Linked DNA regions of Homo sapiens: all the other regions are linked to region 1. A link is an interaction called in ENCODE POLR2A ChIA-PET data of the cell type or tissue named here. Cell type or tissue: HepG2. All regions are shown on one strand. Links, peaks and the distances in the headings refer to the core of each region. The heading gives the core; the rest is flanking DNA.

Region 1 (7,953 bases), core at 1,536-6,535:
TCCTTTGGTCCTTGCTGTGGTGCCTGTCTGGGCAAGTTGGAGATTCTAGTGCCCGCCCTACTGTAGTCTCTGTAGAGTAACTGCCCATCCACTGTCAAAACAAATTCAGATCTAGTAAAGAGTGGCTTTTCCCATCCCTATGTCCTGAATGGTATTGCCTAGGTTTTCTTCTACAGCTTCTATGGTTTTAGGTCTTATGTTTAAGTCTTTAATCCATCTTGAATTAATTTTTGTATAAGGTGTAAGGTAGAGATCCAGTTTCAGCTTTCTGCATATGGCTAGCCAGTTTTCGCAGCACGATTTATTAAATAGGGAATCCTTTCCCCATTGCTTGTTTTTGTCAGGTGTGTCAAAGATCAGATAGTTGTAGATGTGTGGTGTTATTTCTGAGGCCTCTGTTCTGTTCCATTGGTCTATATATCTGTTTTGGTACCAGTACCATGCTGTTTTGGTTACTATAGCCTTGTAGTACAGTTTGAAGTCAGGTAGCATGATGCCTCCAGCTTTGTTCTTTTTGCTTAGGATTGTCTTGGCTATGCAGGCTCTTTTTTGGTTCCACATGAAGTTTAAAGTAGTTTTTTCCAATTCTGTGAAGAAAGTCAGTGGTGGCTTGATGGGGATAGCATTGAATCTATAAATTACTTTGGGCAGTATGGCCATTTTCATGATATTGATTCTTCCTATCCATGAGCATGGAATGTTCTTGCATTTGTTTGTGTCCTCTTTTATTTCCTTGAGCAGTGGTTTGTAGTTCTCCTTGAAGAGGTCCTTCACATCCCTTGTAAGTTGGATTCCTAGGTATTTTATTGAATGGGAGTTCACTCATGATTTGACTCTCGGTTTGTCTGGTATTGGTGTATAGGAATGCTTGTGATTTTTGTACATTCTACTATAAAGACACATGCACACGTATGTTTTTTGCAGCACTGTTCACAATAGCAACCAACCCAAATGCCCATCAATGATAGACTGGATAAAGAAAATGTGGCACATATGCACCATGGAATACTATGCAGCCATAAAAAAGGATGAGTTCATGTCCTTTGCAAGGACATGGATGAAAATGGAAACCATCATTCTCAGCAAAGTAACACAAGAAGAGAAAACCAAACACCACATGTCCTCAATCATAAGTGAGAGTTGAACAATGAGAACACGTAGACACAGGGAGGGGAACATCACACACTAGGGCCTGGCAGGGGGTGGGGTCCTGGGGGAGGGATGGCATTAGGAGAAATACCTAAGGCAAATGACAAGTTGATGGGTGTAGCAAACCAACATGGCACATGTATACGTATGTAACAAACCTGCACGCTGTGCACATGTAAACCAAAACTTAAAGTATAATTTTAAAAAAATAAAAAAGAAAAATCCTATTTGAAGGAAACAAAAAAGAGTGGCTTTATTTGAAAGGATTATTGCAAGGTGCAGGAGGGACTTTTTTTTCTTTTTTTTTTGAGACGGAGTCTCGCTCTGTCATCCAGGCTGGAGTGCGGTGTCTCGGCCCACTGCAAGCTCCGCCTCCCAGGTTCACACCATTCTCCTGCCTCAGCCTCCCGAGTAGCTGGGACTACAGGTGCCCGTGACCACACCCGGGTAATTTTTTGTATTTTTAGTAGAGACGGGGTTTCACTGTGTTAGCCAGGATGGTCTCAATCTCCTGACCTCGTGATCCGCCCGCCTCGGCCTCCCAAAGTGCTGGGATTACAGGTGTGAGCCACCACGCCTGGCCAGGAGGGACTATTATAACAGGGGAAGGGAGACTTGCAAAAGAGAGTACACTGTGGCCACAAGGGTTAGGCCAAAAAGAGCTTTTCTTTCATAGGAAGAAGAAAACAAGGCTAGAAAGAACCTGGAAGTGGGGTGAAAGGGTGACATGATGGGTTAGTAGATCAGAGAATATATCAACCTGAGGCCAGCCTATTCTGAGGAGGGGCTGTCTGCTGGCCCAGGCCCAGGGTGAGCCAAAGTTCAGGGGCCTGGAGGAAGGAAAGAATCTTAACCAAAGTGGTTGACCAGCGTTTTATAAGGATTGATTAGTGGGACAAGCAGTTCAGGTAATCACTTATAAGACAATGAATGAGAATTGGAGGGTCTGTGTCCTGTTTACCTGCTCTCACAGGTAAACAATGGGGGTGGTGTCTTGGAGTCTTATCTAAATTCTCTTGTGGGGGTGGGGGGTGATTCTTTGCAGTAAACTTTTTTCCACAACACAAAAGGGTGAGAGCAATTCCTTTTTACTTTTTTCCGGGGACACAAGACTCAGGGAAAATTCAACATTGTCACTACTCAAGGGTGGAAACTTAGTGTAGCACATAACCATGAGGATTCTAAACCTGTGGCTGCTGAGTTCAAACACCAGCATCCCAGTGAGCCTGGTGGGTTAGGAGATCTTTCTGTGCTTTACTTGCTCCCTCCCTGATATGGTTTGGCTGTGTCCCCACCCAAATCTCATCTTGAATTGTAGCTCCCATAATTCCGTGTTGCGGAAGGGCCCAGTAGGAGATAACTGAATGATAGGGGAGGTTCCCCTCATACTGTTCTCCTGGTAGTGAATATGACTCATGAGATCTGATGGTTTTATAAGCGGTTTCCCTTTTCACTTGGTTCTCATTATCTCGTCTTCCACCATGTAAAACGTGCCTTTCACCTTCCACCATGATTTTGAGGCCTCCCCAGCCATGTGGAACTGTGAATCCATTAAACCTTTTTGTTTGTAAATTGCCCAGTCTCGGGTATGTCTTTATCAGCAGCATGAAAGCGGACTAATACACTCCCTAAAATGGGGATGAGCATGATCATTACAATAGCTACGATCCTCATATTTTTAAAGTATTTTAGCACCGTACCTAGAATCCACTAATCTATGAACTGATCCTGAGCAAGCCTGTTTCCTACTCAGACCCCAAGCTCAGTACGAACATAACTTTCCATGCCTCTGTGCAATGCTGCAAAAGGCGTGCATACTTGGAGTCCACAGGAGTGTGTGCTCAAAACACAAAAGTCCCAGTGACCACGCACCACTCGGCATCAAAGCAAAGGTGGCAGGAGTGTGTCCCCTGGCCACTTGCCTTCTCACTCGAACAGACTGTGGATGCAGCACTTGCTCGTGGGTAATTGTGGATCTGACTTTCCAAAAGTACAAGTATGTGGCCACTTTAATCACTGAGCCTCAGTTTCGCTCTCTGTAAAATAGGGAGAACTAATAATCCTAGCTGCAGAGATTAAATGGTGGATGCAAACAGCCTTGTACGAAGTTGTTATCTGTGCAGAGGAAAAAGCGGTATCACTAGCGTGGAAGGACCCAGAGGATACAGCCAAGCCTTTCTGTCTTCTCCATCCCCCGGCCTTTTAAACAGCAGTGGGGCGGGGCCACGGCATCGATCACTCGGCGCTCCTCCAGGCACTGCGTCGTGATCAGACGAGCGGTGAGCGATCGATACTCCTATGCTAGCCTCTGGCTCCTCAGGGGACACAGCCGAGTGGTCGGACCAAACGCAACGAGTCTTCGCCAGCCCAAAGGCGACTCGACACCGTCCCAGCTGAAGAGAGGTTAGTCTGAGCAACTCGAGAGCGGAGTCAGCTCCAGTTCCTCAGAAGTGGAGAGGCCGGGTTCAGAGGCATAGACCGCGCAGGCGTCATGTGAAGCAGCCAAGCCCGGCCTCGCGCGTGCGCCTTGGAAAACCCCGAGGGTGGCTCGAGTTGCCGCATGCGCTCTGAGAATGCAATTTAGCTCGTCGCCGGCCTGCCCTGCGGGAGGATAAAGGGAAAGGTTCCGCGCGTGCGTATGCTCGTCTCTTGGCAGTGGTTTTGCGCATGCGTGAGGGCAGGCCCTTACGGCGGGCTGCTGTGCGCTTTAGCGGTTCTTGGCGTCGCGTTGGTGTAGGCCTAGTGCGCCTGCGCGGGTTTTATACTCTGCTATATGTGTGTCCGCTGCTTTTAGGCAACCAGCCGCTGCCCCTGGGCCGCAAGGCAGGCTGGAAACGATTCCGCCGTCAGGTCCCAAATATGAGCCGCGAGAAATGCAGCCCCGGGGAAGGCGCTGAGGAGGGAAGGGGGTCTGAGGCCTCGGGGCTCAAGGCCAGTGCGGGGTACGGGGGACCCTCTGGGGCCTGGGTGTGTGACTGCCCTAAGGAAAGGTGCTTGTAGCTCGGTAGGACTTAACGATGGGCATCGGTGCGTTTCCCGGCAACGGTAGGAATCGCCGTGCTCAGGAGGACTCGGGAGCAAGCCCGGGGACAGGAGGTGCGCAGGCGTTGGGGCCACACGGACGACCCAAACACAAGACTGTGTGCCCCTTAGAGAGCCAAAGGGATCCCTGTGCCATGAATTAAAGCTTTCTGGAAAATGTTCCAAACTTTCCTGGGAAGTTTTACGAAGCTCTTGTTTTTGCACAATTTTTGTGGAATACTGCCATAATAACATTGAGGAGATTAGAGAACTGGACCGCCTGTTCCCAGAAAGCTAGGTGTAGGCTGATCTGTCCTGGAAGCCCCTTTTGGGAGGCTTTCTCATGACCAGCATGGTGCTTGCAGAGTGCCCACCCTGAGACCCTCTGCAAATCACAGTGAGGCTCTCGGAGAGGCCATTCCACCCAGCCACCTTAAAGAATACTCAGGGAGGTGCTTTAGAGGAGTTGATGTTTAAAAATAATTTAAGGCTGGGCGCGGTGCCTCACACCTGTAATCCCAGCCCTTTGGGAGGCCGAGACAGGCCGATCACTTCAGGTCAGGAGTTCACAAGACCAGCCTGACCAACATGGCGCAACCCCGTCTCTACTAAAAATAAAAAATTAGCTGAGTGTGGTGGTGCACATCTGTAATCACAGCTGCTTGGGCGGCTGAGGCAGGAGAATTGCTTGAACCTGGGAAGCGGAGGTTGCAGTGAGCCAAGATTGGGCCAGTGCACTCCAGCCTGGGTGACAGAGCGAGACTCCGTCTCAAAAAAAATAATAAAAATAATTTGAGAGAATCCTAGGATGACAGGGCAGTGGCTTCCAAGAGGGATATATCCCATAACCTACCAGGGACCTACTTTGCCAGTTTGCATAGTGAATTCTGCCTGGATGGTGAATTTATAAAGTCCAGGCCTGAGTCTATTCCGGCTGTTTTATACAGGTTATACTTGGCTCCTTTTTGTTTAGTACGACCAACAAGAAGGCTTTTATAAGATTCATTTTAGTCTTATTTATAAATCCAGGAGAAAAACCACTCAGAGGTTAGCACATAACAGCCTATATTCTGACCTTCTTTGCAAGATCATTTCATACACCAGCAGACAAGACTTTATGTAAGGAGCATTTAGGGGCTGAATCAAGTCCACTCAAAAGCTGTTTTATGCAACCCACACTTGATCTCCCCCTGAAAGCTGTTCCAGGTTATGAGGCCAGTTCACAAAGCCAGGACATAAGCCCACTCAAGCTGTTTCTATACCTGACCGCCCCCCTCCCCACAAAAATAAATAAAGCCTTCTCTGGGCCGGGCGTGGCGGCTCACACCTGTAATCTGAGCACTTTGGGAAGCCAAGCAGATCACCCTGAGGTCAGGAGTTCAAAACCAGCCTGGGCAACAGAGTGAAACCCCGTCTCTACTAAAAATAGAAAAACTAGCCAGGCACAGTGGCGGGCACCTGTAATCCCAGCTACTCAGAAGGCAGAGGCAGGAGAATTGCTTGAACTTGAGAGGCAGAGGTTGCAGTGAGGCGGGATCGCACCATTGCACTCCAGCCTGAGTGACAGAAAGACTCTGTCTCAAAAAAAATAAAAATAAAAAAACCTTCTGTGATCAACAAGAGGTCTTTGAAGGCCAATACCTGTTGAGCTCTGGGAGACTGATTTGTAAAGTGAAGATACGAGGCCACTCAGGCTTTTTGATATGGCCCACATTTGGGTTACGGTAGGTGTCAGTTTGCCTAGAATAACACCAGTTTTTTACTGATGCAGACATAAATATTAATAGCATCTTGGTTTGGATGACCCACCTATACCTGGCCACTAGAAGGCTATCTGTACAACTCCCAATAAACCCTTTTATGTAGAGCTCTCGAAGGCCAGTCTGTGGCACCACTCTCAAAGACTGCTTCACACATCTTTTTTCTTCTTGCAGGGAACTGGCAAGTCACACATCTTATTCTTGACTCCCTCCTTTGGAAGCCTGTTTGTTTAATGTAAGCCTTTTGTGTGCGTGTGCTTTTTTTTTTTTTCGGGAGGGACAGACTCTTGCTCTGTCACCCAAGCTGGAGTGCAGTGGCTAGATCTCAGCTCACCCCAACCTCTGCCTCCCAGGTTCAAGCAATTCTCCTACCTCAGCCTCCCGAGTAGCTGGGATTATAGGCGTGGACCACCACGCTGGCTAATTTTTGTATTTTTATTAGAGATGGGTTTTCACCATGTTGGCCAGGCTGGTCTCGAGCTCCTGACCTCAGGTCATCCACCCTCCTCAGCCTCCCAAAGTGCTAGGATGACAGGCGTGAGCGATGCACGTGGCCTTAATATAAGACTTTATAAACAGCAATTCAGTGAGGAGTTCTGGGAAGCCAATCAATAAAGCCAGGCCATAAGGCTACTCTGGCTAGTCCTTTCCTCTAGAAAACCTCTTGATACAACAAGAAGCCTTTTTATCAGACCAGTATATGGGAAATGCCAGAAGGCTGATGAGCCTGGACCTGAGGCCATTCAGAAAGGCAGTGACCTGTGGCTCGCACCTGACCTTCCCAGGAGGGCCATCTCAAGTGGTTGGTGGTGTGAAGGCTGCTTCTCATAGCCCATGAGGCCAGTGACCCTGGAAGATTGTTTCATACAGCCAGCAAGAGAGTGTTTCCCCAGCCAGACCAAGACTCCTTCTGTAAGGCCATTTTGCATGGCTAACAGGAGCCAATGTGAGGCTGCTCCCAGCGGGGTAGATGGACACAACAAACAATTCTTTCCTGGCACAATGAAGAAACCACAGATCGATTTGTAAAACTAAGACAAAATCTGACTTCACCTGGTCCTCAGACAAGCCCCCATCTATAGGAAGGCCAGTTTTTAAAACAAGTTACAAGGGCCGGGCGTGGTGGCTCACACCTGTAATCCCGGCACTTTAGGAGGCTGAGGTGGGTGGATCACTTGTGGTCAGGAGTTGGAGACCAGCCTGGCCAACATGGCGAAACCCCGTCTCTACTAAAAATACAAAAATTAGTCGGGCGTGATGGCATGCGTGCCTGTGGTCCCAGCTACTCAGAGGCTGAGGCAGGAGAATCACTTGAACCTGGGAGGTGGAGTTTGCAGTGAGCCGAGATCGCATCACTGCACTCCAGACTGGGTGACAGAGCAAGACTCCATCTCACAAAACTGCTTTGGAAGACTGCTTCCTATACCAGGATGTGGCTGTTTGATATGGTAACTACATAAAAGGCCAAATCATGAGAGGTTTGGGGAAGCCTATGCAACAAGGCAGAAGACTGATGCGGCCAGAATGCCACTTCACCATGCTGCCAACATAAGGCCTTGTAGGAGGCTATAGTTTTATTTTTTGAAACAGGGTCTCACTCTGTCACCCAGATGGGAGTGCAGAGGCACAAACACAGTTCACTTGCAGCCTTAAACTCCTGAGCTCAAGCAATCTTCCTGCTTCAGCTCCCGGAGTAGCTGGGGCTACAGGTGTGTGCCACCATGACCAGCTAACTAATTTTTTAATTGTTTTTAGAGACAGGGTCTTTACATGTTGCCCAGGCTGGTCTCGAATTCTTGGGCTCAAGCAGTCCTCCTGTTTCAGACTCCCGAGTAGCTGGGATTATAGGTGCCCTGCTGGGGGATAGTGTATAATAATCTTGAGGCCTTTGGGGAGGCCATTTCAAGTGGCTTATACAGAGGCAATCTGAAAAGCCATTTTGAAAACAAACTTATACAGCCATCCTGAAGCCTCTGTCTCTGGAAAACCATCATATATTGTCAACGTAAGTATCTCTGAAGGC
Region 2 (7,953 bases), core at 1,951-6,950, 120 kb after region 1:
CAAAGTGCCAGGGGCTGGGGACACGGGAATGAGTGACCCAGAAATGAGGGCCCTCATGGAGCTGAAAGCATTCTGGGCTTGGTGACTTTGAGGAAGTGGCTTTTGAACTGAGACCTGAAATACCAAGGCATGTGGATATCTGGGGAAAGAGTGATCCTGGCAGTGGGAACAGAGAGTGCAAAGGCCCAGAGGCATGAATGAGCTTGGTGTGTTTGACCCACAGCAAGGAAGCTGGTGTGGTTGGATGGAACCAAACAAGAAAGAGGTCTAGGAGCAGAGGTCAGGGAGGGAGCTGGGGCCAGATACCTGCATTGTCTCATTTAACTTGTGTAATAACCCTACCAGATAGGAGCTACTCTCATGCAAATGTTACAGATGAAGTAACAGAGGCACAGAGAGGTTCAGTGACTTGTCCAGGGTCACACACCTGAAGGTGGCAGAGCAGGGCTGTGAACCTAGAAGCTCCAGAGTCCTCAGTCCTCACCATGGTGTTTAAACACAATAAAATCTATGCCTGAGTGCTGAAGACACACCTGCCATTTAGATCGATCCACTTTTTTACATTGTCGGTGTACTCCCTGCCATCCATCTGCCCAGAAATACTGTGAATGTGGGCAGCGCAGGACTGGTTCCTCCAAGCCCCATTTTACAGACAGTCCAATCATTTTACATATTATTTTATGAATGAGCACCTTCCTCAGTGTCTCAGACCAGGGGTCCCCACACAGCAGGGCCACACAGCAGGAGGTGAGTGGCGGGTGAGTGAGCGAAGTTTTATCTGTATTTACAGCTGCTCCCCATCGCTCGCATTACCACCCAAGCTCGGCCACCTGTCAGGTCAGCTGAGGCATTAGATGATTCTCACAGGAGCACAAACCCTTTTGTGAACTGCACATGTGAGGGATCTGGGTTGCGTACTTTTTCTTTTTTTTTTAAGACGGAGTTTCGCTCTTGTCGCCCAGACTGGAGTGCAATGGTGCGATCTTGGCTCACTGCAATCTCCACCTCCCCATGTTCAAGTGATTCTCCTGCCTCAGCCTGGTGGCTGGGATTACAGGCCTGTGCTATCACACCCAGCTAATTTTTGTATTTTTAGTAGAGACAGGGTTTCACTGTGTTGGCCAGGCTGGTGTCGAACTCCTGGCCTCAGGTGATCCACCTGCCTCAGTCTCCCAAAGTGCTGGGATTACAGGCATGAGCCACTGCACGCGGCCCTGGGTGCGTGCTTCTTATGAGACTCTAATGCCTGATGATCTGTCACTGTCTCCCATCGCCCTTGGATGGGACCATCTAATTGCAGGAAAATAAGCTCAGGGCTCCCACTGATTCTGCATTATGGTGAGTTGTATAATTATTTCATTATATGTTACCATATAATAATAATAGAAATAAAGTACGTAATACATGTAATGTGCTTGAATCATCCCGAAGCCATGGCCCCAACCACGGCCTCTGGCAGTGGAGGCTGGAGTCCACATCACGCTCTGTGCTGGGTGCAGGAATGGAGATGAGTGGGTGTCCTGCTCATTTCCCTGAGGAGGAACCTGAGGCTCAGGCTAGAGACTTACCTGGGTGACACGGCTCCTAAGTGGCAGAGTCCAGATTCAAACCCAGGGCTACAGACCCAGAAGCCTGTGCATTTAACCACGGTTCTGAGCTATCCAGCCCAAAGAGGAGAGTTTAAAAGGATTACATTTCTTCGTTGGAAATCAGTGAGCATAGTCGCCCAGAACCATTTTTGAAAAACTCAGAGAAGGCCTATGTTTTCCTGAAGCGGCCAGGGAAGTATTCTGCCTTTTTAAAAGGGAAGACTGAATTCTAGGGAGGAGAGGCACCAGCTCTCTGGGCTGGGCAGGTCTCCAAGCTGGCAGGGCCACAGCCTCCCGACGGTCTTGCCTCTAGCATATTTCTTCCAGAAGCCACATTTCCACAGGTGGGCAGCTCTAACTGGGAGAAAATCTTCCTGAGATTTAGCCAAATTAGCTTTCTTTCTTTCTTTTTTTTTTTTTGAGATGGAGTCTCACTCTGCTGCCCAGGCTGGAGTGCAGTGGCGCAATCTCAGCTCACTGCAATCTCTGCCTCCCGGGTTCAAGTGATTCTCCTGCCTCAACCTCCCGAGTAGCTGGGATTTCAGGCACACACCACCACGCCTGGCTAATTTTTGTATTTTTATTAGCAATGGGGTTTCACCATGCTGGCCAGACTGGTCTCAAACTCCTGACCTAGGGTGATCCGCCCACCTCAGCCTCCCAAAGTGCTGGTATTACAGGTGTGAGCCACCGTGCCCAGCCCAAATTAGCTTTCTAGGAGCTTCCACTTTCTGAGTCTGTTTCTGCCTCTTGGAGGTAGTGACCATCTCCCTCCAAACTCGGATACTTCTCTTATTCAGACTACACAACTGTAGTTATTTCAGGTATTCTCCCTGACTCAGGAAATTATAAGTTTGGCCTGCCTTGGCACATGAGTCAACTGGTTGGAGTCCCACGCAAAGACTGTTTGTTTGGTCAAAGAGGAAGGAGACTATTACCTCCTTGGATCTAGAGCTTATACTTCTGTTGATGCAACCTGGAATCATACTGTGTAGCAGCCATATCCCACTTGGAGTGCATATTGGGCTTGTCAGCTAAAATCTCCATGTTTCTCTTCTATATGAGCTGCTGTTAATCCAAGTTTCTTCTATTCTGAGAGTCCTTGTCTAAAGCTAAGAGGTTCCAGTTTTTCATGCTCTCTAATAAATCTACTTCAGGCTAACATGCTATCATTTTTTCTTTGAGTACTGCTTTGGTTTCTTTCCACAACTTGTTACACAATGTTATTCACTGCCCAGTTTAGAATTTCCCTTTTGGTTCCCATTTTAAGACTTATTTAATTATATGCTTTTTAAATTTTTGAGACAGATAGAATTTTTTAAGTTATCTTTTTATTGTTGATTTCTAAATTTGGTCATCATGGTTGTTGTGGTCAATATATGTGGTTCCTATAATATCAGTGGTAGAGAATTTGCTGAGATCTTTATAGGATTTTCTGGTCATTTTTTTCCTCTTGTGTTTGAAAAGAATGTATATTTTCTGTTGGGTATAAGGTTCTAGAAATGTATCTATTTGATCAAGCTAGCTATTATATTATCTATATTTGTTATGTCACTATGTGGTTTTTTTTTTTTTACCTGATTTACCTCCCACCGTAATACAATTACAATTCACCATAATAGAGGCTTTGTTAAGTTCTCCTTTTGAGTCTGTCAGTTTTTTGCTTTATTTTTGAAGCTATGTTGTTAAGTGCATAGCCATATGAGTAGAATAAGGGTTCAGGATTTTTATACCTTTTTGGTGAATTGTTGCATTTTCCCGAGTAGCTGGGACTACAGATGTGCACTACCACGCCTAGCTGATGTTTGTGTTTTTTGTAGAGATGGGATTTCGCTATGTTTCCCGGGCCAGTCTCAAACTCCTAGGTTCAAGCAGTCTGCCCACCTCAGCCTCCCAAAGTGCTGGGATTACAGGCATGAGCCACCGCAGCTGGCTGAATTGTTCCTTTAATCAGTATAAAAGAGCCAACTTCCAGCCTGGGCAGCATAGTGAGACCCCATCTCTACCAAAAACTAAAAATTAGCTGGGTGTGGTGGCGTGCACCTGTAGTTCCAGCTACTTGGGAGGGCGAGGTGGGAGAATCACTTGAGACCAGGAATTCAAGGCCGCAGTGAGCTATGATTGCTCCACTGCACTCCAGTCTAGGTGACAGAGTGAGACATTCTCAAAAAAACAAAAACAAAAAAACCATCCACCTTCTCTCTTCTAATACTTACTCAAGACATCATTGTCATGAATTCTATTTTATTGATGTCAGTACTCCTGTACTAATAAGCCAGATGAGTTAAAAACAACAGCAGCCTTGCAACCAGCCATGAAGCAAGTGATCTTATTCTCATTTCACAGATGAGGAGACTGAGGCTCTGAGTGGACTCCAGCCTGCCACGGTCTCCCACCGAGTCAGGTTGGAGCCTGCACTTAGGCCCAGAGTTATGCTTCTGTGTCTCAGATGCTTGGGGGTCCCTGCCCACAAAGGTGGCCCCCATGTCTGTGTGTCCCCACCCATCCAGGAATGGTATGGGGTGAGACAACAGGAAGAGCTCCATGGGTAGTCCCCACCCACTGCCTTCCATATGCCAGTCTGCAAGCAGAAAATGAACGGGAAGCTCTTACCTGTGCCCATGTGTTGTCCTGGCTTTGGGTTTGCCCAGGGGGCAAAGTCCTGGTCATTGTTGAGACAAGTTCACTGCTGCTGAGGGCCGAGCAAATGGTGACAAAGGCCAGATTCTAAATTCCTACCTGGTTACTTCCTGCTCCGTCACCATCACCTCGGGCAAATTCTGAACCTCCCTCAGCCTCATTCCTCCATCTGTGCTTGCAGGGAGAATATTTTACTGTATCTTCCATAGTGAGCTTTCCAGGAGAAGCAAAAAAGAGTGGTGTATAAAAAAGCAAGTTTATGACTGCTTCTGTGCCAGGCACTGTGCTGTGCACTCCAGAGCCAAAGGCCTGGGTTCAAATCCCAGCCCACTCACTAGCTGTGCATCCTTAGGCAGGTTCCTGACCCTCTCTGGGCCTCGGCTTCTCCATCTCTGCAATGGAGATGATATTAATTGTATCTGCAATGCTCCTTGGATTGGGTCCATGGTTAAGTGAGTGAGTGAGGCTCAAGGGCTTCTTTTTTTTTTTTTAGAGATAGGGTCTCACTCTGTTGCCCAGGCTGGAGTGCAGTGGCATGATCACAGTTCACTGCAGCTGCGACCTCGTGGGCTCAAGCCATCCTCCTGCCTCATCTCCCTTAGTAGCTGGGACTACAGGCATGTGCCACCATGCCTGGCAATTTTTTTTTGTATTTTTGGTAGAGACGGGGTCTTGCCATGTTACCCAGGCTGGTCTTGAACTCCTGGACTCAAGTGATCTACCTGCCTCAGCCTCCCAAATGGCTGTGATTACAGGTAGGAGCCACCGCGCCCAGCCTTCAAGTGCTTTTTTTTGTTAGTGAGACTGGTACAACCAATGCCAAGGCTGGTGAGCAAAGTTGCACCCAGTTGGGGAGGGGCGAAACCAAGGGCAGAAGGGCCCAGGGCATGGCCTCTCATGGCTGAAGGAAGAGGGGACACGTGGCCAGTCACAGTGACCTCTGCAGACCTCAAGAAGGAGGCCAGCTAGGAGCCATAGCTGTCACTAAGACAGTCAAAATCTAATCAGCACCCTGGCGCCAAGAGGCCATTGTCCGCTGCTCAGGACAGTGAGTGATAGTCGATAACCAGCTCTCTGGAGGTCAGGGCCCCGAGGTGGCTGAGATCTGTGCCTGCATTAGGACATTTAAGGGGACTCCAAGCCAGGATTTGCTAGTGTTTGCCCAGCAGGGAGAGGTGGAAAATTGGGGATGACCAACCAGGCCTCCCTGCTCACAGCCAGGGGAATTCATCCTGTCGTTCTTCCATTCAGCAAATATTCATGGAGCACCTGCTGTGTGCCAGGCACCGTGCTAGGCTCTGGGGAGATGGCTGTGAGCGGGATCGACACTGGCCTTGTGTGAGCTGGCCTTGCAGTAGGGGATATGAGCACCAAACACATAAGGCCCGAGTGTGCAATATGCCACAAAGATTGCAGAGAAATAAAGCAAGATAACAGGTTGCAGAAAGATGGAGGCCAGGCTGGCTGCTGTTCCTGGGTAGGTGGCTTCTGGACACAGTTTCCTCAGGCTCTGTTTCCTCCTTTGGGCCTCTGGAATCTTCTGAAGACAGGCCTGGCTTCCAGGATCCCGGATGGAGTTGCCTGTTGACTGTGTGGACTCAAAGTGTCCACAGTGCGCCGGAGCGCGTGGTCTTCCCCAGCAAATCTGCTTCTCTTCTCGGCTCTCCATCGTGGGAAGGGTCCCTGGGATCCTCCCCACCACCCCAGCCTGAGGCCACTTTCCCTCTGTCCCCGCTCTCCCCAGCCTGCTTTCCCCACCAAGCGCCACCAAGTCCCTGCTGCCTCCTCCTCCCAAACAGGCTCAAACCTGCCCCCTCTTCGCCAGCTCTCAGCTCAGCCCGCTCCTCTCCTGCTTAAGAGCCTTCACTGGCTCCCCACTGCCCTAGAGACAGAGTTTGAGTCTACTGCCATGGCTTGGCAGACGGTGTTGTCCCCGGCCTGCCAACCTTCCAGCTGCCATCCCAGCCAGTCCTTCTCCCCCTTGCTCCAGCCAAGGGCCCCGCTTGTAGGGTGGGAAGTGGGCCGTGCCCTCCCTCCTGCCTGCCTATTCGCTGGGTCTTCCCTCATTCCCTCCCTCACCCCGCCCTCTCATAAGAACCTTCAGAATCTGCCAGACGCAGTGGCTCACGCCTGTAATCCCAGCACTTTGGGAGGCTGAGGTGGGTGGATCACCTGAGGTCAGGAGTTTGAGACCAGCTTGGCCAACATGGCAAAACCCTGTGTCTGCTAAAAATACAAAAAAATTAGCTGGGCGTTGTTGTGGGCACCTGTAGTCCCAGCTACTCGGGAGACTGAGGCAGGAGAACTACTTGAACCTGGGAGACAGAGGTTGCAGTGAACTGAGATCCCACCATTGCACTCCAGCCTGGACTACACAGTGAGACTCTGTCTCAAAAAAAAAAAAAGAACCTTCAGAATCATAAAATGGGTTTAATAATTATACTTATCTCATAGGGAGGGCTTAAAGCACCTAGGCCAGTGTCTGGCACCAAGGAAACACTGTATACCTGTTAAAATAAGAATAAAATAAAATACACATGCTCACTTATTGAGTGCCTGCTGTATGTCGGGCCCCTCCCCGAGAGAACTCTGGTGCATCCCCGATAAAGAAACCTGACCCTCTAGGATGAGGGAGGGTCTTCCCTGAGCGCCTGCTAACAGCCTCCTCTGCTAATCTGAAGTCCTGCAGCTTGCCCAGCAGGCTGGCTTGTCACACGGGCTACCCCCACAGGCCGCCATCTTGGAAAAGGCCAATGGCTGTGGAATCATTCTTGACTCCTATTAGCCTTCCTGTTCTCTCTCCCGCCCCACAGCATCCATCCTGTCAGCAAATCCTGTGGGCTCTGTCTTCAACACAGATCTAGAATTCAGCCCCTTCTCAACCTCCCCATCTCCGCAGCCTGGTGTGAGCCCTGGCACCTCTCTCTGGGGCCAGTGTGGTAGCCTCCTCACTGCTACCCACTTCTACCCGTGCCCCCACCACCCAAGCAAGAGAGGTCTTTTTTAAAGTCTCATCATGTCACTTCTTTGCTCAAAACGCTCTGGCAACTTCTTCCTTGCTCAAATATTTGTTAAAAGAAGAAAGGAATGAATGAATGAATGGCCTGTTTGCATCTGTAATAGCCAGCACATAGGCAGTACTTGGAAAACACCCACAGCAAGAATAAATGAGGAGATGGCTGGACACGGCAGCTCATGCCTGTAGCATGTTGGAAGGCCGAGGCAGGAGGTTTGCTTGAGGCCAGGAGTTTGAGGTTGCAGTGAGCTATGATTGTGCCATAGCACTCCAGCTTGGGCCACAGAGAGAGATCCCCATCTCTACAAAAATTTAAAAATTATTCGAGCATGGTGGTGTGTGCCTGTAGTCACAACTACTTGGGAGGCTAAGGCAGGAGGATCACTTGAGCCCAGGAGTTCAAGGCTGCACTGAGCCGTGACGGTGCGACTGCATTCTAGCCACAGAATGAGACCCTGTCTCTAAAGCAAAAAAGAGAAGGAGAATAAGTGAGGTACTTGAGCAAGTGGGTGAGGATGGTTGAGCCACAGCAGGCCCACAGGGAGGCTGGTGGGTGCTGTTGGTGGAGGGGGCCGATTTGTGTTCCTGGTGGCTGCAGAGCCAGTCTGTTGCCTCCCCTCCCTCCCACTGGCTGGGCTGGGGACGGAGCCAACCAGGCAGATCCCGGGCCATTCTGGGGCCCTGGCCTGGCCTGCCTTACTATCCCAG
Region 3 (7,953 bases), core at 1,484-6,483, 70 kb after region 1:
AAAATAATACAGATTCCGAAAGCAATACAGCATAGCAATTACTTATATAGCATTTACATTGTATTAAGTATTGTAAGTAATTTAAAGATGATTTTCAATATACTGGAGGATTTGTGTAGGTTAAATGCAAGTATTCTCGCATTTTGTAAGCACCCAATGGTTCTCCTTGCCTGCTTCCTAGACAGAACCAATTTATCAAGACAGGGGAATTGCAATAGAGAAAGTTTAATTCACACAGAGCTGGCTGAACAGGAGACCACAGTTTTATTATTACTCAAATCAGTCTCCCTGGAAATTCAGGGTTTTCAAGGATAATTTGGTGGCTGGAGGTGCTGGGGATTAGAGAGTGTTGATAGGTTGGATCAGAGAGGAAAGGAGTCAAAGCTGTCCTCTTGCACTGAGTCAGATCCTGGGTTAGGACCATAGGACCAGATTAGCCAGATTACAGGGCTGGGTGGCGTCAGCTGGTGCATTAGAACACGGGTTCTGCAAAATATCTCAAGCACTGATTTTAGGTTTTAGAACAGTGATGTTACTCCCGGAAGCAATCTGGGGAGGGTCAGAATCTTGTAGCCTCCAGCTTGCGTGACCTCCTAAACCATAATTTCTAATCTTTTAGCTAATTTGTTAGTCTACAAAGGCAGACCCGTTCCTAGGCAAGGAGGGGATTTGTTTTGGGAAAGGGCTATTATTGCCTTTGTTTCAAAGTTAAACTATAAACTAAGTTCTTTCCAACATTAATTCCACCTATGTCCAGGAATGATCAAGGACAGCTTGGAAGTTAGAAGCAAGATGGAGTCAGGCCAGATCTCTTTCACTATCATAATTTTCTCAGTTATGCTTTTTACAAAGGTGGTTTTGATTTTACATAAGGGACTTGAGCATCGAGAATTTTGGTATCCATGGGGACTAAGGTACCAATCCCTCACAGATACTAAGGGATGACTGAGCTCAAGTTTTCAGCTTCAGTTTGCTCATCTATAAAGCAGGTTTAATAATAACACTTTGTTGATAATGTTATTCTGAAGATTAAAGGAAGAGTAAACGTAAACTACTTAGAAGAGTGTCTCTGGCACATTGTAAGCCCTCAATAAGTGTGAACTAACACCACTAATAAGTTCTTTATAAACTGCCTAATAGGTAGTCAAATAAGAGGGGAAATAAAGCCCTAAGGAGTAATATTTGTGTTTTGTTTGCCCTACATGGTTTTGTGAAATTTTCTATTCATTATCAATATTTAAAGTTGGGGTTTTCAATCTTTGACTGGGCATGATGGCTCATTCCTGTAATTCCAACACTTTGGGAGGCCCAGCTGGGAGGATGGCTTGAGCTCAGAAGTTTGAGATCAGCCATGGCCAACATGGTGAGGCCCCCATCTCTACAAAAAAAATATATACGCGCGCGCGCACACACACACACACACACACACACACGCAAAAATTAGCCAGGCATGGTGGTGAACACCTGTGGTCCCAGCTACTCAAGAGGCTGAGGTGGGAGGACAGCTTGAGCCAAGGAGGAAGAGGTTGCAGTGAGCTGAGATTGCATCACTGCACTCCAGCCTGTGTGACAGAGCCAGACTCTGTCTCAAAAATAAATAAATAAACTTGGGACATTTCACATAAAACCCTACTGTAGCTGACTGCTCTGGAAAAGTGGGGAAGTCTGACGACAGTGGGCCAGCCTTCCCCCATGGCAGCACTTGTTCAGAACTTGGGAGAGACCGTCCCCTTTTGTGAAGCATGTGCTTCCCTGGTGTGTGGAGAGATAAAAGAATAGAAAACGCTGGGAACACCAGCATTTCAAGATCAAAGCGTCAAGAAAAAAAGGTAGAAAGAAAAGAAAGATTCAAGACTGAGGGGGTTGGTCTTTCACTTGAAGACCATAGAAGTGATGGAAGACCAGGAAGAAATGAGAGAAGGTTTGTATTTTAGAAAAAGAACTTGGGTATATCTATTCTTTTCAAACATGCTTGGAACATTTACAGAAATTGATTACTGGGCCACAAAGGAAGCTTCAAGAAATTCTCAAGAATCTATAGGTGACATTCATGAACCACATGCTGTGAAAGTGGCATCAGAGGCACATAGGAATACAGACTTTTGAGAAGGAGGGTGTGGTCAGAATCGTCAATGCTCTGGAGAGGTCGAGTAAGATGCGCCACTGATTTAGAATTTGATGGCCAACAAAGGCCATCTTAATAGAGAGGGGAGGAAGCCAGATCGAACTCCAAGAGTGAAGAGTGGAAGTTGAGGAAGTGGAGAGGGAATGCTGACTGCTCTTTTGGGAAGTATGGCTTCAGAAGGGAAGACTTGAAGACATAGGAGCAGAGATAATAATCCATAAAATAAAAACAGGCAGCCGGGTGCGGTGGCTCACGTCTGTAATCCCAGCACTTTGGCAGGCCGAGGCGGGTGGATCATGAGGTCAGGAGTTCGAGACCAGCCTGGCCAATATGGTAACACCCTGTCTCTACTAAAAATACAAAAATTAGCTGGGCATGGTGGTGCGTGCCTGTAGGCCCAGCTACTTGGGAGGCTGAGGCAGAAGAATCACTTAAACCCAGGAGGCAGAGGTTGCTGTGAGCTGAGATCGAGCCACTGTACTCCAGCCTGGGTGACAGAGTGAGATTCCATCTCAAAAAAAAAAAAAAAAAGAATTTGAGACTAGCCTGGCCAACATAGTGAGACCCCATCTCTACTAAAAATACAAAAAATTAGCCGGGCGTAGTGGCGCACACCTGTAGTCCCAGCTACTCTGGACGCTGAGGCAGGAGAATGTCTTGAACCCAGGAGGTGGAGGTTGCAGTGAGCCGAGACTGTGCCAGTGCACCCCAGCCTGGGCAACAGAGCAAGACTCTGTCTTAAAAAAAAAAAAAAAAACACCAAAAAAAAAACAGACAAAAAGGGATGGGGTCAAAGGTGTATAGCGACAGGATTACTGTTAACCTAGAGAAGAGAAGAGACACTTCTGAAACAGCAGGAAAAGAGGTGAAAGTGGCTAAAAAAAGCTCACTCCTGATGTTTTCCGTTTTCTCCGTAAGGTAGCAAACAGTATCAATCTTTGGCTGAAGAGGGCCTGGCGTGGTGGCTCACACTTGTAATCCCAGCACTTTGGGAGGCTGAGGTGGGAGGATTGCTTGAGATCAGGAGTTCGAGACCAGCCTGGGCAACACAGCAAGACCTCGTCTCTACAAAAAAAAAATTAAAAATTAGCCGAGTGTGGTGGCATGTGTCTGTAGTCCCAGCTACTTGAGAGGTTGAGGTGGGAGGATGGCTTGAGCCTGGGAGGTAGAGCCCAGGAGGTTGAGGCTACAGTTGAGGTTAAGGTTGAGGGATGGTGCCACTGCACACCAGCCTATCCCAAAAAAAGGTTGGGAGGTGCTGAGGAGATGCTAAGGGATTTAAGGGGAATGGATCAAAAGGTTTGGAAGAGACGCTGACGACAATGCAGAGATGAGTTCCTAGCTGAGGTTGAAACCAGAAATGTGTAGAGATGACAGTTGGTTATCTGATCCCTCCCTCAACACCCCCATCCCCATCCTGGGGGCTTCAGAGCAGAAGCTCAGCCTGGATTCATACTGAAGTGGGCCTTAGCTGGGGTTAAGCAACTGATTCATAGAAGGCCAAGTGACGGGAGAATGCTACTGTCAAGTGATCCACTATGGATCTGGCAAAAATAAAAAGAAGGGAAAGTGCTGACAAATTAAAATGGAAGCAGTACAGCAATCAGAGGCCTCTATGAGGTGAATCTCGTTCAGCAGGAACAAGTAGTGAGTAAGGATCGAAGTTCATCATGCAGAGTGGTCCCCCATGGGGTGACAGTCCTGCCTCAGTATGACTCAGAGGACGGCTCATTCCCTAGTGGGCTCTGTGAGTATTTATTGGGCCTTTGAAGTGCCAGACTTTGGACTCTCTATTCCTGGACAGCTCTGATGGTTCAGACTTCTCAAAGCTGACCCTAAAATGCATGAGAGCTATGAGTACATAAATTTGTTGACCACAAGGCGAGGGCCAAGGCCTTGGCTAGAGAGGAAGCTTCGGGAAATAATATGCTGAGGGTGTTGGTCTTTCACCCGAAGACCACAGAAGCTTATGAAAAGTAAGTGATGAGATCAGGCTTGTATTTTAGAAAAAAAAACTTTGGTATATCTATTCTTTACAGAAATTGACTATGTACTGGGCCACAAAGGAAGCTTAAATGAATTCCAAAGAATCTATAGACCACATTCACAAACCGCAATGTGGTAAAATTAAACATCAACAACAAAAAGAGAGCCAAAAAGGTGTAGATACAATACACCTTAAATTAGTAACTGCAGCTGCTTCTGAGGAAGGGGCCAGGAAGTCAGAATGAACTTTTTTTTTTAACCACGTACATCTATTACTTACGAATTTTTAAAAATTAAAAATTGGGCGGACGCACTGGCTCACGCCTGTAACCCCTGCACTTTGGGAGGCCAAGGCAGGTGGATCACCTGAGGTCAGGAGTTTGAGACCAGCCTGGACAACATGATGAAACCGCATCTCTACTGAAAATACAAAAAAATCAGCCAGGCATGGTGGTGAGTGCCTGTAATCCCAGCTACTCAGGAGGTTGAGGCAGGAGAATTCCTTGAACCCAGGAGGCAGAGGTTGCAGTGAGCCAAGATCGTGCCATTGTACTCCAGCCTGGGCAACAAGAGCAAAGCTCTGTCTCAAAAAAATAAAAATTAAAATTAAAATTAAAAATTATAAGCATATATTCGAGTTTTATTTCTTAAGTGAGGTGTTGAGTACAGGACCATGTACACAGGTATTATATTTTTTATATGTTGAAAGATTTTATCATACATTTTTAAAAGAAAAAGAACACATGTTTAGAAACTGAAAACATTCAGATTAAAAAGAAAACCAATATGGAAATTATAAAATATTTGGAAATAAATGACAATGAAAACCTGACATCATAAAACATGTGGGATCCAACTAAATAATTAGCTGGGCACGGGGTTCACGCCTGTAATCCCAGCACTTTGGGAGCCTGAGGTGGGCAGATCACCTGAGATCAGGAGTTCGAGACCAGCCTGGCCAACATGACAAAACCCCGTCCCTACTAAAAATACAAAAATTAGCCGGGCATGGTGGTGGATGCATGTAATCCCAGGTAATCAGCAGGCTGAGGCAGGAGAACCGCTTGAACCCTGGAGGCGGAGGCTGCAGTGACCTGAGATCACGCCACTGCGCTCCAGCCTGGGTGACAGAGCAAGACTCCATCTCAAAATAAAAATAATAATAATAATAATAATAATTAGAGGGGGACTTATAGCTTTATACTTCTTACAAAATAAGAAAAAATGTAAGGGAGTTAATTGTTAAAAGTTAGAAAAATAACAACTACAGAAACCCAGAGAAAGCAGAAGGAAGGAAATAAGAATGAAAAAGCAGAAATGAGTAAAACAAAGAACAAAAGAAAATGAAGTTGATTATAGAAGCCAAAAGCTGGTGTTCTCTTAATGACTAATAAAATAGAAAAACTTCATGTAAGATTGATCAAGAAAATCATACAAACAATACGATAAATGGCAAACTGAACATACCAGCTAGAGTAAAAATTTTAGAAAGCACAAAAGTATACCACAAACTTTATGCCAATACATTTGAAAAATTAGAAAAAAGGTAATTTTAACAAAAATAAAAATTACAAAACTTGACCCAAGAAGAAAAGTGTTAGGTTGGTGCAAAAGTAATTGAGGTTTTTGCCATTAAAAGTAATAATCACTAATGAAATCGAACTAGAAATATAGGATATGCTTCACCTCCTAAGATGTCCAGAACAAGTAAGTTTTACTGGAGTGATCAGCACACACAAAAAGACTATATTATGCAAAATTCACTGGAATATGAACAAGATAGAGAAAGCTATTCAACACATTCTGAGACTAGTTTAATTTTGACACCAAAAAGAGAACAGCAAAATTAAAGAAAATGTCAGGCTCATCTATATTACAAATATGTATTGAAAAAAATTCAGTCTACCAGTGTATCAAAAGAATATCTCTTCCAAAAGAGAAAATTCACATGGCCAAAAAATATGTGGGGACCAGGTGCAATAGCTCATGCCTGTAATCCCAGGATTTTGGGAGGCTGAGGCGGGTGGATCACTTGAGGTCAGGAGTTCGAGACAAGCCTGGCCAACATGGTGAAACCCCATCTCTCCTAAAAATACAAAAATTAGCTGGGCATGGTGGCAGGCACCTGTAGTCCCAGCTACTTGGGAGGCTGAGGTGGGAGAATCACTTGAACCTGGGAGGCAGAGGTTGCATTGAGCCAAGATCACACCACTGCACTCCAGCCTGGGTGATGGAGCTAGACTCCATATTAAAATATATATATATATATATTTATATATATGTATATTTATAAAATATATATTTAAATATAAATATAAAATATACATTTAAATATAAATATATATGGAAAGATGTTTAACCTCACTATTAGTTGGAAATAAAACAAGAAAAGGAAACCAACTTTTTCCCTATAAGAATGACAAAATGTGGTCAAGGGTAAAGAAAGACCAGTATTGTACGTATATGGTGGGGTTATAAATGTTGTATATAGCCCCTCTGGAGAGCTATTTGGTGTTACTGAAATTGAAAAAGCTTATCTAGCAATTCCACTTCTAGGAATTTAACTGAAGAAAATCTCCCATGTGTGCTTGAGATTTGCTGCAACAATGTGGTGGGAAAAAATGAAACGTCCTAAAGAGCCATTAATAAGGAAATCAAAAAGCAAGATAGTCATGTACCACGGGTGGTCATATAACATGAAAAGGAATGAATTAACTCACAAGTGTCTACATGAATGAATCCTGAAAGCATAGATAGAGTGGGGGAAAAGCAAGATATAAAGATGATACAGCAAGATCACCATTTATGCAAATTTGGAGCAGTGCAAAATGGCAATATTATAATTTGCCAGTAGATAAGCATATGCATATAAAACTATTTTCTATTTAAGGATTGAAAAGATTGTTATAAAGCTCAAGCTAGAGGGCCTCTAGGAAGGGGAAAGGAAGATTGGGATGGGAGAAGAGAATAAAGATCTTGAGGTTTATCTGGAATATTCTAATTTTATTTCTATTCATTTATTTTGAGCTGGAGTCTTGTTCTGTCACCCATGCTGGAGTGCAGTGACGCGATCTTGGCTCACTGCAACCTCTGCCTCCTAGGTTCAAGCGATTCTCCTGCCTCAGCCTCCCAAGTAGCTGGGACTACAGGTGCACGCCACCACACCCAGCTAATTTTTGTATTTTTAGTGGAGACGGGGTTTCCTCATGTTGGCCAGGCTGGTCTTGAACTCCTGACCTCAAGTAATCCGCCCACCTCAGCCTCCGAAAGTGGGATTATAGGCGTGAGCCACCGCTCCCAGCCTGGAGTATTCTAATTGTGAACTAAAATAATAAAACTATGTATTCATATAGCAATGAATTTAAGGATTGAAAAGATTTGAAAATTTAATTTTTCAAATATTGGCTTTAAAAAGGCGTTAAAGTCAAATATGCCAAAATGTTAACAGTGGTTAATGTTGGATGGTAGAAAAATGGACAACTGTCATTTTTTTCACTTTTACTTTTCTGTATTTGAAAACAAATTTCTGATAGGAGTGAAAATATGAAAAAAGAATTAAAAGTGTATTTTTGAAAAGTACATAGCAATGAATGGAGAAGAGAATGGAGACTAGAGACCGGGTTTTTCACAGCCCAGGTCAAGCCCTTTTCAGAGTCGTTTTCATCAGCATTTGTATACTACATCATTTTTGTTTCTTTTTTTATAAAGCTCAGCAGTGTGATAAATACATAATTTTTGGATTCATGAAATTTTAAGTTCAAGCCAGGTGCAGTGGCTCATGCCTGTAATCCCAGCACTTTGGGAGGCCAAGACAATTGGATCACGTGAGGTCAGGAGTTTGA

The links. Peaks named below come from ENCODE experiments on the same cell type or tissue, not always from the same donor. Only the 100,000 strongest peaks of a DNase experiment are listed, where the experiment ranks them.
Region 2: POLR2A ChIA-PET joins it to region 1 with 12 read pairs; 12 of 35 experiments call an interaction of 5 or more read pairs at or near these places.
Region 3: POLR2A ChIA-PET joins it to region 1 with 16 read pairs; 14 of 35 experiments call an interaction of 5 or more read pairs at or near these places.

Annotation. Positions count from the first base shown.
Region 1 is chr16:27,200,085-27,208,037 of GRCh38, forward strand. KDM8 (lysine demethylase 8) reads left to right here and starts at 3,442. Exons shown (of 8, transcript NM_024773.3): 1 at 3,442-3,552. RefSeq lists an enhancer at 3,487-3,646. In HepG2, for the core only: no CTCF peak of the experiment used is centred there; a DNase peak (open chromatin) is centred at 3,767; H3K4me3 peaks cover 1,800 bases.
Region 2 is chr16:27,318,953-27,326,905 of GRCh38, forward strand. All of the region lies in intron 1 of IL4R (interleukin 4 receptor), which reads left to right. Among named protein-coding and RNA genes, the nearest start is that of IL4R, 9.0 kb to the left of the region's middle. RefSeq lists enhancers at 1-12, 5,514-6,368 and a silencer at 374-423. In HepG2, for the core only: no CTCF peak of the experiment used is centred there; a DNase peak (open chromatin) is centred at 4,259.
Region 3 is chr16:27,270,154-27,278,106 of GRCh38, forward strand. All of the region lies in intron 1 of NSMCE1-DT (NSMCE1 divergent transcript), which reads left to right. Among named protein-coding and RNA genes, the nearest start is that of NSMCE1, 5.4 kb to the left of the region's middle. RefSeq lists an enhancer at 1,501-2,049. In HepG2, for the core only: a CTCF peak has its summit at 3,867; DNase peaks (open chromatin) are centred at 1,618 and 3,878; H3K4me3 peaks cover 281 bases.